Linked DNA regions of Mus musculus: all the other regions are linked to region 1. Evidence: chromatin loops called from intact Hi-C (ENCODE). Cell type or tissue: heart. All regions are shown on one strand. Each heading gives the region's core, and the rest is flanking DNA. Links, peaks and the distances in the headings are about the cores only.

What was found. A loop is a pair of places that touch in the nucleus more often than their neighbours do. Peaks named below come from ENCODE experiments on the same cell type or tissue, not always from the same donor. Only the 100,000 strongest peaks of a DNase experiment are listed, where the experiment ranks them.
Region 2: a loop joins it to region 1, with 2.5 times the contacts of the local background. A loop is called at or near these places in 1 of 42 quality-filtered maps.
Region 3: it touches region 1 in a loop (12-fold over the local background); 1 of 42 quality-filtered maps calls a loop at or near these places.

The regions. Positions count from the first base shown.
Region 1 is chr3:96,903,336-96,908,307 of GRCm38, reverse strand. It overlaps Gpr89 (G protein-coupled receptor 89), which reads left to right and starts at 3,010. Exons shown (of 14, transcript NM_026229.4): 1 at 3,010-3,126. The coding sequence starts at 3,085. In heart, for the core only: no CTCF peak of the experiment used is centred there; a DNase peak (open chromatin) is centred at 2,967; H3K4me3 peaks cover 1,621 bases; H3K27ac peaks cover 1,162 bases; H3K27me3 peaks cover 1,047 bases.
Region 2 is chr3:96,737,354-96,742,325 of GRCm38, reverse strand. All of the region lies in intron 1 of Rnf115 (ring finger protein 115), which reads right to left. Among named protein-coding and RNA genes, the nearest start is that of Rnf115, 12 kb to the right of the region's middle. In heart, for the core only: CTCF peaks have their summits at 1,867 (motif pointing left) and 4,147 (motif pointing left); no DNase peak of the experiment used is centred there.
Region 3 is chr3:97,759,729-97,764,700 of GRCm38, reverse strand. The region is part of intron 8 of Pde4dip (phosphodiesterase 4D interacting protein (myomegalin)); the gene reads left to right. Among named protein-coding and RNA genes, the nearest start is that of Gm46816, 14 kb to the right of the region's middle. In heart, for the core only: no CTCF peak of the experiment used is centred there; no DNase peak of the experiment used is centred there.

The sequences.
Region 1 (4,972 bases), core at 537-4,536:
CAGCTTTTCAAGAGCACAAACACTTCAAACTTACTTTCCTTTTTTCTTTCTTTCCTTTTCTTTTCCTTTCTATTCTTTTCTTTTCTTTAAATGGTCCTCGAATAGCCTGGGAACTCAGTTTACCAAGCACTCCAGGTTACTGAAGACCAAGAGAGAATTTAATTGAAAGAGGAGAGTCAGCAGAAGAAACTGCTGCTCTCCCCAAGTCCCCTCAAAAGCGGCATTAGATTTTCCGGGAATCAACTGTCAGGATAAATGGCTGGCTTCTCCCCGACAGTTCACCAGCCTCAACCCAACTGTCAGAGAAGCTAGCTGAAGGAGCTTAGTGTGTGTCCAGGATTTTGGAACACATACATTAAAAGTCCCTTGCTTAGAGAAAGTTGAAAGTTTGGATAAATATTACTTGTGGTTCATCTTCTTTACTATACAGAGTTGGAGAGGTCCTGCCTTGCTGAGGCACACCTGTAATCTCAGTGCTGAGATGTGAGACAGGAAGATTCCCCCAGGCTCACTAGCCTGCCAGTCTAGTCTAATTGGTAAGCTCCAGGCCAATGAGAAACATTTTCTATACACATACAAGTGCACATACATGTGCATATATGCACAGACATGCATTAACAATAAAAAGAAATTCTTTTATCATGTAAGTGTATGATATACTGTCTGATAGAAAAACCATTAAAAAATCAACTATGTACATCTAGAAACTAGGCAGATGACTGGGCAATAAACTACTTGCCATGACAGCATGCAAAATAGGGTTCAGGTCCCCTGAATTCTGGTAAGAATGCCAAGCAGGGCCGCACATAACTGTAATCCCAATGCTAAAGAAATGGAGACAGAAGGATCTCTGGGACTTGCTGGGCAGCGAGTCTATCCAAATCAGCAAACTCCAGGTTCACTAGAAGATGCTGTCAAAGCATAAGACAAAGGACATTGAAGGAAGGTGCAGGAAGGCACTCAGTGTTCACCTGTGGTCTCTACATGAACATGTGAGCACACATACATATGTGGATACATATCAGGATACCCAATACCGAGTATCTCAGACTTCAAAATACACCAGTATTGCACTCCTGTCTGACTGTCTAGCCAAAGTCGTGATGTTAAATCCCACGCCACGATAAGGTAGGTACTTATCTAAAATGAGTGAATGCCAAGCCGACATCCACCTTCCTAGAAAGGTGGTTAGTCTTAGAGCAAGAAGCACTTTCTGTTCCACGCAGGCACAGAGGATAGGTGACCAGAGGTTCAGAACAATCCCTAGTGTTGCTTTCACGTATCAATCCCAACTTACATATTCAATTTTAAATTTCATCTCTGTGTGTGCTTACTTAAGTTCACAAATCCTATAGATCAAATTAGTTAGGCATAATAATTATACAAGTACAATTTCCCAGTGTCCTCCACTATCCCACAGCTTTGAATGACAGTTGAGTGCCACATTGTAGGCAGCTATCTGCTTCCCTGAGAGATGGGACCAGGAACACAGAGTTCTGTGATTTAAGAGACTCTCATGGTAAGGCAGCCTCCACAGCTCCCTGGCACTCTGGTACAGGTATTTGGTATTTGATATGTAGTTTGTGCTGTGTGCTATCTGGTTTTATGTCAATTTGACACAACCTAAAGTTATCTAAGAAGAAGGAAACTCAATTGAGAAAAATGCCTCCATAAGATTGGACTGGAAGCAAAATTGTAGAGCATTTTCTTAATTAGTGATTGGTGATAGAAGGCCCAGTCTATTGTGGGTGTTGCCATGTCTGAGTTATACACATATGAAGCAGGCTGAGCAAGCCACAAGTAAGCCAGTAAGCAACACACACACACACACACACACACACACACACACACACACACCCATTGCCTCTGCATCAGCTCCTGCCTCAGGATCCCTGCCCTGTTTGAGTTCCTGTCATGACTTCCCTCAAAAGGGAACTACAGTGTGAAAGTGTAGGCTGAAATAAACCCTTTTCTCCCCAACTTGTTTTCGGTCATGGTGTTTCAACACAGCAATAGTAGCCCTAACTAGGACAGGCTGCTTGGTAAGACAGGCTTCAGATCAAAGGAACAGGGGTCTTTCTTTATGTGTGGCAACCTGGGGGAATGTTCTTGTTTATTTATATTATAATCTGAGCACTCACTTTCTAGATACCAGCATCCCCTGCAACATACACTTGCACCCTTACAAGCCTTGACTGTAACTAGTCTTTACAATAAGACTAGCTAGGGTTCTAGTGGGAAAAGTCTAAGTCCCATTGTAGTATATTAAGCCTTCATAAATGGAGTATCTAATGGAAGGAATTATAATTCACTTTGTAGTTGAGCCACAGCCACTCAGACTGTGTTGGGAAGGGGGAAACTACTTTCTAACATAGCCCACCTTTAAGACTCCTACGTAATTATTATTTTGAATTAAAATCTGTCTTCATGTAATTTCTCGTCCTTTGGCCTAATACTCCACACCCTAAAGCGCCAACTATAATGGCGGTCTCATTAGAGTCCAATGAGTGCACACTCTTATAAGCCGTGTGCTTTTGACGTTATCATATCAGAAATTTACTTAGCTATGTTTGAGAAGACTCTTACGTTCCTGTCCACCATCCTTTCGCTTATAGATGTCACACTGCTTTTTAAACCAAGTAAAATCTGTAACATCTGCAACACACTACTTGACTTAAAGCCTCACTCGCTATGTTAACTTATTTTTACTTTCTGCCGTGTTGGGAATGTCACTGAGGACCTCGCACAACTCTCACCCCAGTGTTTCTAGCTATGAAAAATATAAAAATAATTTCATTATATTTAATGGCAGTGCCACTTAAAGCAAATGTTACCTCTCCTCACCTCCTTGTGCCTACTAAGAAGAAACACATCTGCTTTGAGTCTACCCAGCGGCTTCCAGCCCTGCCCACCCTCACCTTCCAGGCAAACGGAGAATGCGGCCGCTGATTGGCTGGCTAGGGCGCATCTTGATGACGTAAGCACGCGCCAGGCCAGGCCGCCTACCACAGCAGGTGGACAGGTCTTAAGCCGCGGCTTCTCTGAGGGGTAGACAGCTGGGCATGGGCCTCCCGAGGCTTCGCCATGAGCTTCCTGATCGACTCCAGCATCATGATCACCTCCCAGGTGAGCCTTGGGAGAACCTGGATTTGCTCAGCCCGCTCCCTTGCCCGGGTGGCGAAGGCTGACGTGTGGTGCTGTCACTCACCTAGCGTGCGTCCCCAGACTCTGGGGAGGGCCTGGCTGGCCCCAGCGCTGAGCCGGTGCCATGCGGGGGTCAGTACCCACGGCGCCCCGAGGCTTCCGGGCAGCTCCGCGGACCACGGAGCCTGGAGAAGCTTGGCTCCCGGCGGGAGGCCCACGGCAGCGTGCCTACCAGGGCTGAGGACCGGGACGGGTATGGGCTTTGCAGGATCCGGGTGCTGACACGTTTGCCTCCGCGAGGTCCAAGTCTGAGCTTTCCTTTGTGCAGTGACACCTCATCTTTCGTTCTCTGGTTGCTGTTCACTCTTTGCGGGTCGCGGTCGACCCACGTTTTCTTCTCACTTGGCCACCTCTATCTACCGTTAAACAAAACCGAAGAAGTATAAACCACTGGCAAGTTCTGCTCGCTTCGTCTAGTGAGCCTCTTGCTTTTCCCATCAGTCGTGTCTCTCCAGGGTTTCCTCCCACCCCACCCCAAGTGTTTATGATAGCCCTGATATCATGTATGTATTTATGTGCATAGCCATGTACCCACTTTCAAATGCAAGCACTCACTAAGCAACTGCAGACGCTTCTTTGCTTGCATTATCGCTCTCACCCCGCATCTTTCCAGTAAAAGATTTTTTTTTCTCTTCATCGCATCCAAATGGCAAGGGAAAGAAACAGTTCCCCTGAGGGACGTAAGTGAGGTACATCCTTGAATTTAGGGTTTGTGCAGCTGCATCCCAATGCTTCCCTCAGCAGAGCATTGCCCTCACCTCTTGAAAACGTCGGTAACAACACTTAAGAAAATGTAAAACAAGAAAAAGCCAACCCATTTCACCACTCTAATACAGTAACCATTTTTCCCTTTTCAAAATTAATACCTTTCAAGTACATTTGACTGCTTTTGTTGCTAGCATAGTGTTCAAATCTGTAAATACACAAAACTCTGGACACTCTGCCTTCTGCTTCAAATCTCTCTGCGCCTCCCCTGTTGTCCTTGATAATGACACAGAGTGGCTTTCAGCCTTACTACCAATTCAAGAAAAAAAAAAACATTTAAGTTTTAAGAGTTTTTCCCCCCACAGGTAAATATAAATGTCCATTCCCAGCTTGTTAAAGAGTACAAAAATAAGAGTATAATTAGAAAATTTCCATGCACTTTCACCTGTGAGATTAACATGAACATAATTCAAAAGTTCCCAAGAATATGGCTTTCTAAACTTTTATGCCTTAAATTTATAATCTTTAACTTTTACAAATATATCCACATGAAATATTAAATTTAACCAACCAAAGTGCTGAAATCTAAAACCCAAACAATCCTTTGCGTCAAATGTTCCCTGTCTTTATATGTTTTGGGGCTACTTTGCCATCATTGAGGTGTTAATTAAATGAAAATGTCACCACAGGGAGGCGTAACTTGTCCCCTATCAATAACCAAAGGGGCCTTTCATTCCAGCCACTTTCTTTCTCATGTATGTTTTATTTTCCTTCCCCATGAAATCCAAGATAGTATCTTTCTTACTCTCTCTTGTATTCCCTAGCATCTGACCCATTTGGTGGCAGAGTGGAGGCCAAGTAAGGCCTTAGGGAAATGTGGTTAACAGGAAAGCAATGCATGCACCATTTTTCCTGTTCCATATGAACTGGAAGGTTTATGTGGTATGAAATCAGAAACTTCATATCAGAGACTCTCACCTCAGGCCAATGAGATGACTGAGCGGATAAAGGCACTTGCTGCCCAAGCCTGAAACCTGAGTTAGATCTTGGTGCTCAGAATGGA
Region 2 (4,972 bases), core at 335-4,334, 170 kb after region 1:
AAGGAGCTGGACACAACTGTGTGCCTATAATCTTAGTGCTGGGAAGACAGAGACAGGATAGGAGGATTCTTGGAGCTGGCCTCTATTGGTATGAACACACACACACCTAGAAAAAGTTAACTTCAGGGCTAGAGTTAAGAACACTAACTGCTTTAGAGGTCCTGAGTTTAATTTTAAGCAACCACATGGTGGCTCACAACCATCTGTAATGGATCTGATGCCCTCCCTCTTCTGGTGTGTCTCATGAGATCTACAGTGTAAATAAATAAATACATTTTTAATTTTAAAAAAGAAAGAAAAAGAAGAAGAAAGAAAAAGAAAAGTTAACCTTATATAACACAACACAGTCAGAATTTAAACTTATTATTAATGTGAGTGAGCACATGTGCCATAGTGTCCACGGGAAGGTCAGAGGACAACTTTGTGAAGTCAGCCTCTCCATCCACCTTTACCCAGTGTGATGGCTATTCTGGTTGTTAATTTGACTATATCTGGAATGAACTACAATCCAGAAATGGAAGGCACACCTGTGATCCAGATCTTGAGGCCGGAAGACTCAGGCTTCTGACCTGGATCTTGGCATAGAGATCTTGAGGCATAGTGGCCATAAAAAGCTTAGGCCCAGGCAAGGTAGTACATGCCCTTAATCCCAGGAGACTAAGGCAAGCAGATCTCTGAATTCAAGGACAGCCCGGGACAAAACAAGTTCCAGATCCAGGCACGGTAATACACACCTTTCATCTAGGCCACACCTTCTGCTGGAAGCCTACATGAGGACACTGGAAGATGGAAGACTCTCACTCGTTCACCTGCTTTCATTTACTTGCCATTGCCAGCACATCTGTGGGAAGCTACCTCTTCAGGATTCCAGCTTCTACAGAAGACCAGCTGAAACAACTAGCCTCATGGGACTGAGCATACTAGATTCTTAGACTTCCATTCACAGCTGCCCATTGTTGGGTTAGTTGAACTACAAACTGTTAAGTCATTACAATAAATTCCCTTAATATATAGAGACATTTCATAAATTCTGTGACTCTAGAGAACCCCCATTAATATACACAGGTTTCCCAGGAACAAATCAAGTTGTTGGGTTGGCACAGTGCGTGCCATGGAGCCACCTCACCACCCACAAGAGTTAATTACAATGTTTTTGCTTAACACAAGTTAAAGTAACAACTCAGTAATAGAGAATATGGTAACCAATACAAAAGAATAAATATCCCATGTTTTTTAAACTCCTGATTGTCCTGCCTCTACTTTCTGAGTATAGAGGTTACTGGTGTGCTACAATACTCAGCTAAAACATATGTTCCATAGTAGTTCAAAGACAGATTTTAACCAGTTTAGCTAAAAAGAAACTTTTTTCAAAACTGATAACATTTATTCACTCAGCAAAATATACTGCAAACCCTGTTTCCTAAGCACCGTTCAGAAAGAAAAATAGGAATTAAAAGTCACTGAAATCATCTATTAAGAATACAGCTGTGCCGGGTGGTAGTGACGCATGCCTTTAATCCCAGCACCTGGGGGGCAGAGACAGGCAGAATTCTGCGTTCGAGGCCAGCCTGGTCTACAGAGTGAGTTCCAGGACAGCCAGGGCTATACAGAGAGACCCTGTCTCGAAAAACCAAAAAGAAAGAAAGAAAGAAGGAAGGAAGGAAGGAAGGAAGGAAGGAAGGAAGGAAGGAAGGAAGGAAGGAAGGAAGGAAGAAAGAAAGAAAGAAAGAAAGAAAGAGAGAAAGAAAGAAACCAACTAGCTTATCAGGCTGGAAAGATGCTTCAGGGGTTAAGAGCACTAGCTGCTGAGTTTAATTCCCAGCAACCACATGGTGACTCACACCCATCTATAGTGGGGTCTAATGCCCTCTTCTGACATGTGGGTGTATGTGCAGATAGAGCACTCATTCATAAGAGAAAGAAAAGAAAGAAAGAAAGAAAGAAAGAAAGAAAGAAAGAAAGAAAGAGAAAGAGAGAGAAAGGAAGAAAGACTAAAACAAAGAGAACAAAAAGAATACATCCTATCATTAAGATAGAGGAGACAGTGAAATGGGTAAAATGGAAGTATAGAGGGAGAATACTGGGGGTGGAAAGGCTCAAAGATGAAGAAGGATAGGGAATGAAGACATGAGGAAATGAGGGAAGGTAGGGTGTGTGTAAAAGCTATGTGGAAACCTACACTCTTGCAACCAAATGAAAAATACAATCAGAAGGGGCAGTGGAATCAGTAATATGAAGGAACAGGGAGAATATTCCAGGTTAAAAACTGCATGGAGTTGAGGGTAGGAGATGTGAGTAAGCAGGAGAAGCATATGGGTTAGCCAAGACAAAGAGGTCTATGGAAACCCAATAGCTTGTAAGCTAATTTTTAAAATATAATAGAGACTAGAGATATGGCAGTTGGGAAGAACCTATAGGTGTTGTTTATACCCACAGAGTTGTGCTGCTCTCGAATGTCAGCTTCTTCCATCCAAGGCTCAGAGAACAAGGAGGAAGAGTGAGCAGATGAGAGAGAACATGGGAAGGGGAAAGCTGAGAAATGCTGTCTTCTACATATAACATCAACAACACACCAACTCTAACAATATGCCTACTTCATAGCAGCTGTGATTGTGTACAAAACCAGTACAAGACCAAGCCAGTCAAAATTCCATCTTGGGGGCTGGAGCGATGGCTCAGTGGTTAAGAGCACACACTGCTCTTACAGAGGATATGGGTTTGGCTCCCAGCACCTACCTGGTGGCTTATCACCCTCTATAATTCCAGTTCCAGAGGATCTAACACTCTCTTCTGACCTCTACACAGGCATGCAGACAAAATACTCATACACATTTAAAATTTATATATTAAACATATATATCTTTTTTTTTTTTTAATTCCAGCATAGACTAGGGAAGAACTCCTGAGGTCCAACTCTGAGGTGGGGAACCACTGGCAATTGACAGCAGCTGAGGAGAAAGTCACTTTTTTTTGAGGATGTGGCTGCTAGTAGGTTGCCCATGCCCCAGTGAATGGCCCACACTAATGACCATATGGTCAACACTAACTGCACTACCACTAAAAATAATAAAAGAAAACATGAAGTTAGAGGGAGATCAGATGAAAGGGTCCTGGAGGAAGTAGGAGGGAAGTAGTAGTTGGTGGATAAAATCAAAATGCATTATACATGAGGACTGGAAAGATGGCTCAGCAGTTAAGAACACTGGCTGCTCTTCCAGAGGAGCCATGTTCAATTTCCAGCATCAACACAGCAGCTAATAACTATTTGTAACTCCAGTTCCAGGAGATCCAATGCCTTCTTTTGGCCTCCCTGGACACCAGGCACACAAGCAATGCATATACATATATGCAGGCAAGATACCCCCACACATGCAACCACAGCACTTGGAAGACAGAGGCAGACGGCCCTCTGTGAGTTGAAAGCCAGCCTGTACTTCACAGAGTGAGTTTCAGGACAGCCAGGACTACACAGAGAAAGTCTATCTCAGAAAAAAATTTAAAAAATTTTAATAACAAAAACAAATATGCCCAAAACACATGTTATATACATATGACATTTTTCAGAGTAAATTTTACTCTTTAAAGGTATGGTAGCACAGTCTTTAATCCCAGCACTTGGGAGGCTACATGCAGATCTTTGTGAGTTTAAGGACAGCATGGTCTTCATAACAAGTTAAGGACAGCCAGAACTACTTAATGAGACACTGTCTCAAAACAAACAAAAAATATGTTCTATAAAAGCACACTTTTAAATATACTATAGAAGTTAGGGAAGTAAAAGCACACAAAATGAACTTTTCTGAATATCCCCATTTTAGGTACTTTACCACAAAATAAGAATTGAACCATGTTTCTGAACAGCCTAAGCTATCAAAAGTAAGGAATCTGAAACTACTCAAAGCAGGACTGGTTATCATTTCACTGTGTAGGTGCATATCAAAGCATTATGGTGGTAAACACCTAGAATTCTAGTTCTAGGCAACAATGATTCCCGCTAGTCTGAGATCAGCCTGCCCTACATCAAGGAGCTGGAGAGAGAGCTCAGCAGTTAAGAACACTGGCTGCTCTTCCAGAAACCCTCAGCTTGGATTCCTAGTGAACCCATCTGTAACTCCAGTCCCAAGGGATCAGATGCCTTCTTCTGGCAGTCATGGGTACTTCATGCACATGGTTCACAGACATTCCTAACTCAGGTTCCAGAGGATCTGATGCCTTCTTCTGACCTCTGCAAGCACCAATCACACACATGGCACACATACATATGCACTACACTCACACACATAAACTAAATAAATTTAAATAGAAAAACAAAGGGTATAATACACACACAATAAGTAAGTAAATGTAATTTTAAAATCTTTTCAAAAAAAAAAAACTTTTGAGCTACCAACAAATTAAGAAAAGAATTATATAAATCTTTTGGCCTTTAACCTCAACTTACATATTGGAAACTCTAAGAATAATCTGAAATATTTCTACTTTGATAAGGGTCCTTCCTTCCTTCCTTTTTAAAGCTCTTTCCTTACAGTGTCCATGTACTTCCTTTCAATTAAGATTACGCAGCTCCATTCCTAAGACAGACCTACTTCTCTCTGGGCACTAGGCAGGTACAGAGCATTGTCAAATACTTTCAAAATCTGTTGTGACTGCTGCTAGTCCTAAATTCTCTAAGTTTATATTGTAAGCACTCTTCCTTATGTTTGGTTTCCTGAAAATAACAAGAACACTAATGACAGGACACTCTGACTCACTAATTAGTCATTCTTACACTCTCTTTAAGTTGCCTTGAGCAAAGCACTGTCAGTCAAACAGTACTACAACTGATGATTGGGTCAAAACAAAAGCATCAGTGACTGATTAGTGTGGGAGGAAAGGTGGACTGCCAAACAAACAGTGTGACAATGAAAACACCATCTCCTAGCCTACAGACTATAGACAACAGGGGCTCAGGTTCACTCAGAGTCTGCTAAGA
Region 3 (4,972 bases), core at 335-4,334, 860 kb before region 1:
GTGAAGGTTAGAGCTTTACATCAGTGGGATAGTACCGCTCTGTTGTCACATAACTTCGTTCTTTACTGTGTGAAGTGTACAGCATTGGGAGGTGAGAGAAAAACAGCCCTGAGCTCCAAGAAAGAGTTTTAGTTACTATGTTTTCTCCAATAACTACAGATGCAAGGGAAAATAGTTATACTGTGTTCAAAGTGTGTGAACCAAATACCTATTTTATTCTGGACCTTAATCTAATTGGTTAAATCTGATTGATTTTTAATCTCCTTAAGGGCTGTTATGGTGTTCGGTCAAACCACAGCCAGGTGAAACAAGGGCAGACCGGCTTTTACCAGTTTCTCTGAGCACATGAACAAAGAATAATAAATGTGAGGTTTGGGTAGTTTTCTTTTTTGGCTGGTAGATACAAGAGCCTTAAAAGCAAAAAAAAAATCCTGCAATAGGAAGGAAACCTGGCGGACCGTTCTGTTAGTCATTTTGATTCTTTTGTTTAATCTCCCACTTAACCCTTTGTGTGTGTATTAACTACCAGCCTGAAGATTCTTCCGGAGAGCTTTGCTTCTCTTCCAACCCCACGCCCGCTTCTCCTTCCTTATATTGAGGTAAACAGCAACAGTATATTTGTCTTGCTTACTGATATATGCAAATCACTTATTTGCCTTCTGTGGACTTTACGCTTGAAAGACCCAAAGACCCAGGCTCTTCAGGTTATCTGCAGGAAGGTTTGAGGTCTTGCTGGGTAATAATTTCCTTCTTTATTGTCCAGCTCTGAGATAGAAAAGCTATGATAGGGGGGTGTGGTCCCTTAGTAAACAGCAGTTCACAAAGAGCTCTGAGCTACCAGACTCCTTTGTATCTGAATTCAAAGAGCACACCTTTGCCTCATACCTTACAATGTCAAGGTCTTCTGTTTGGGGACTATGGTGAATTTGTCCCATTTAATACCTTAGTCATTTATTTAGGCGGATCAGACCCTTTGAAAAATGTAGACATTAGATAATAGTTGTAGGCTGGGCCTTTAATTTTATGCTAGCTGATGGTTCTTGTTTGTCTCTGATGATTAACAACAGGATAGAAATGATAGCAGTTTGAGATCTGTGACTCACTATTGTAAGGGAAGGAACATGCCAGGAAAGTGCTGTTAATCAGAGGTAAGAACTCTGCTTTTTAGCCTTGTGCGGCACTGGGCCTGGGCTCTGCTTTCCTTTCCAGATTGATAAAGCGTGCATACCAACTCTGACCTGAAAACGATTAATCTGAAAGAACATCATGCTTAAGTCATGGCCTTAGAAGCCAAGCGTCTGGGAGTGACCCTGATGCTACTAAACTAAGGACCACTGATCTCGAGCTCTGTAGGTTGTCCGGGATTCCATAAGCTTGTGTGTTTGGTACTTTACAAGAGCTTAGTGCACATTCCTGATCCAGAAGAACATAGTAAGTGCCCTTTGGGGGTCTCTGAAAAGGCATTTTCTCTGCAATAAAAGAATAAATTATGAAGAAAGGAGAAATGAAGACCTCTCATGTTTTAAGTAAGTCATTTACAGAATCTGAGGTTTCCTGTGACTCATGTTGAGATGGTTCACATGAGATGCAGATTCCTTGCCTGTGGCATTCTTTGGCTTTAGAGTTGCCATTTATGTGCCCTCGTGTTTATGTATGCATAGGTAGAGGAATGATGTATATGTGAATATAAACATGTATGTATATATACACATACACAAGTAAATGATCTTGCTTCTAAGACAGCTGCTAAAGTATTAGAACATTGGATAGGTAGGAGTCAGGCCTAATTTTAATTTGGTTTTGTTTTTATTGGTCTTAGTCATTAAGCACAAGCCTTTGATCCCTAAAATGTTCCTAACATTATGGGGAGCCCTGGGTTTATAGGAATAAAAGCTGCATCACCAACTGCAATTTAGTTTTCTCTGGATAATTCTTGCCTTTTTTTTTTTTTTTTTTTTTTTTGTGCCTTGAATAGCTTAGCCTACCTTTTATAGCTTTCTGTTTCCTTGTATGTGAAGTAGAATTGGGGCGGCTGGCTAGTTTGTTGCTCCCTTCAGAGCTCTGAGGACTCTGATTTAAAGCGAATAAATAGCACTGTCTTCCTGCCGGTTTAATGTTGAAACTGTTCCCTGATACCCAGCACTAGAGATTAGGGACTGAGCCTGCGGTCTTGGACATGCTAGGTAAACATGCCCTTACAGCTCAGCTCTATCTCCAGCCCCAGAGTTGTGTCTTCCATTGTGCTTGCTGTGGATGAGATTTCTAATTTGTAGCATAAGGTTACTAGAGAGTGATTTTACACCAAGCAAACAGAAAGCCAGGTCTTATAGACACAGCTTTTCCATTAATCACTGACAGTTTTGTTTGTCTGTTTGAATTGTAAGATCTATTTCAGTCATCTCTTGTGGTATGTGTGTGACATAATCCACATTGCTTCAGGGGAGACTTCTTGTATTCACCACAACAAATGTCTCAAGTATTTCTGGGAGTCATCCACCTTGCTTCTCCAGCCTCCCGTTGTCTGGAGCAGCATCATATTAGCTGTACCAGACTCATCCACTTATCTCTACCACTGCTATCTTTATAATCCAGCCACTTTCCACCTGCATTCTTGATAATCTCTCTTCTGCCGGGGAACTGTCCATCACCACTGAGCGACTGCAGTGAGCTTCTAAAAACGTAAATCGGATTGCTCTTCTGTTAGAAAACACCGCAGTCAGGGCTGGGAACATAGCTACAGAAGGCCCTGGGTTCAACACTCAGCAGCACCAAAACCGTAACCAAAATGTAAGACCATAAAACACCGCAGACCACTCTTACCCAGTTTAGATGAATCCAGCCTGACTATCCCTGCTGTACAGGAGGTTAGGTCCCGGGCTGTGCCTCCCGTCACACTGGTCCCCTCCCCTTTGTCTAGCGTGTTCTAATAAGGCCGGCCACCAGCCTGTGTCCCCCTTCTTTCAAACTCGAAATGTGGCAAGTCTGAGTTGAAATGTGCTCTGAGTATAAAATAGACCTCAAATAAAAATCTTATTTTTATATTGACCTCATTGTAATGTTTTAAATGTTTTAGAAATATTTGCTTAGACAAATTGTCAAAATTAAGTTCACTTTTTTTTTTCACTTTTATTCAGTGAAGCTATGAGAAAATGAAACATTACACAGGCAGCTCACAGTGGCTTTCTCCCGGGATGCGTCCTTCTGGGCATATAGGCCTTTCCTTTCCCAGGCTCACTTGCCATCAGCTCTTCTGTCTGCCTAGCTTGGGTTCTGTTTCTTTCCGACTAGCTGGCTACTTCTCCTTCCGATGTCCATTCAGATACTGTCTCAAGAGGAACTTCTCTCTAGTTGGAGAAACTCTTTCTAGTTGATATAAAGTAACAGTCACCAGTTCTCTACATGGTTTCCTGTGTTACTGCATAGGAACTGCTAAGCGACAGGACTCTCCACTCCTTCTTTCATATTTACCATGTAGTCACCAAACCCAAGCTCTGCAGAATCTTCAAGAGGAGTTACTTTGTCCTATGCAGCATTCCTTTCTCCAACATAGTATCTGCTACTTAGTGCTTAACACATCTGTGTCGAGGGAGTAAATGAAGGTGAACGTGCTATAGTGATAAGCGAGAGGTATAACCAGAGTGAAAGGGCCCATTTCACTCCTGTTTCTTGTCAAAGCAAGCGTTGAAGTTCAGCCTCTTCTGAAGGATGCTGTCAGAAGTCTCCGTGCAGTCCATCAACTTTCAGAACTCTGTGGATCATTTCCATTTCCTGTCATTTGTTGATGTTTGAGACTATGTCTCAATACCTCTTTGATCATCTTACCTTTTAATTTTAAGATTGTTTTATCAATTCACTTAGCAGGGATAAAGTAGCCTTTTTAAAAATATTTATTTATTTATTTATTATACGTAAGTACACTGTAGCTGTCTTCAGACACTCCAGAAGAGGGCATCAGATTTCATTACAGATGGTTGTGAGCCACCATGTGGTTGCTGGGATTTGAACTCAGGACCTTTGGAAGAGCAGTTAGCACTCTTAACCGCTGAGCCATCTCTCCAGCCCATAAAGTAGCCTTTTAATGAGCTATTCAGAAATAGCTGTGGGCTTATGAAGGTAATAAAACATCCTTGTTTGTACCTGTTTTTCTTGAATTCATTGCACCCTTTTGATTCTTAGCAATGATTCAAAGCTGGGTGCAGTGATGCAGGCTTGTAATCTTAGCAGTTGAGAAGCTAGATCCTGGGATTTGAGGCCAGACTGGGATTATGAGACCCTGTCTCAAAACAAAACAAGAAAAAAAAATATGGTTTTCAGTGTCAGTTGTTAGTTATAAGATTACATTGCTTATAAAAGTAACAAAGTCGATATTTTGTATCCATTAACCCTACCCATTCCTCCGGTTGGCCTAGAACATTAGTCCTTACTCATCATAGCCAGCGTCAAAAGCTCTCATCCTTTGTAGATCTAAATAAATTTCATCTCTGCCAAGAGCCTTTTTTATATGACCTGTCGAAATGAATAGTCTTCTAGTATGACTACTTCCTCAATAAACCAAGACTAATGGGAGCCAGAACTAAGTGTTTGCCTGCGTAGTGCTCCCCACCCACAGCGCTCTGTATTTTATAGTGTCAGAAACAAAGCAGTAACCAGCACTGGGGTAACCAAACCCCTCACTTCCTCTGCTCAGTCCCTTGCAGGAAGGTATTTAAAGCCAGCTGTAACCCCAGGCTCTGCAAGGTTGGGTCTTCGGGAAGTTTGAAAGTCCAGGAAAAGGAAAGCATGAATAGCGCTTCTTTACTTTTCCTAAGGAGGAAGGGGCTGGCAGAGGAGGGAGGATTTAATGCAGCCAGGAGTTCCTTAGGTACCCACTGTCTTAGCTCATTGTGATCTTCAGGTGGAGTTTGAGAGAGGTCACCCAGTGCTCTTTACGACTGAGTATGCCCAGAAACTACACTGAGTCCTGCCGGTTCTG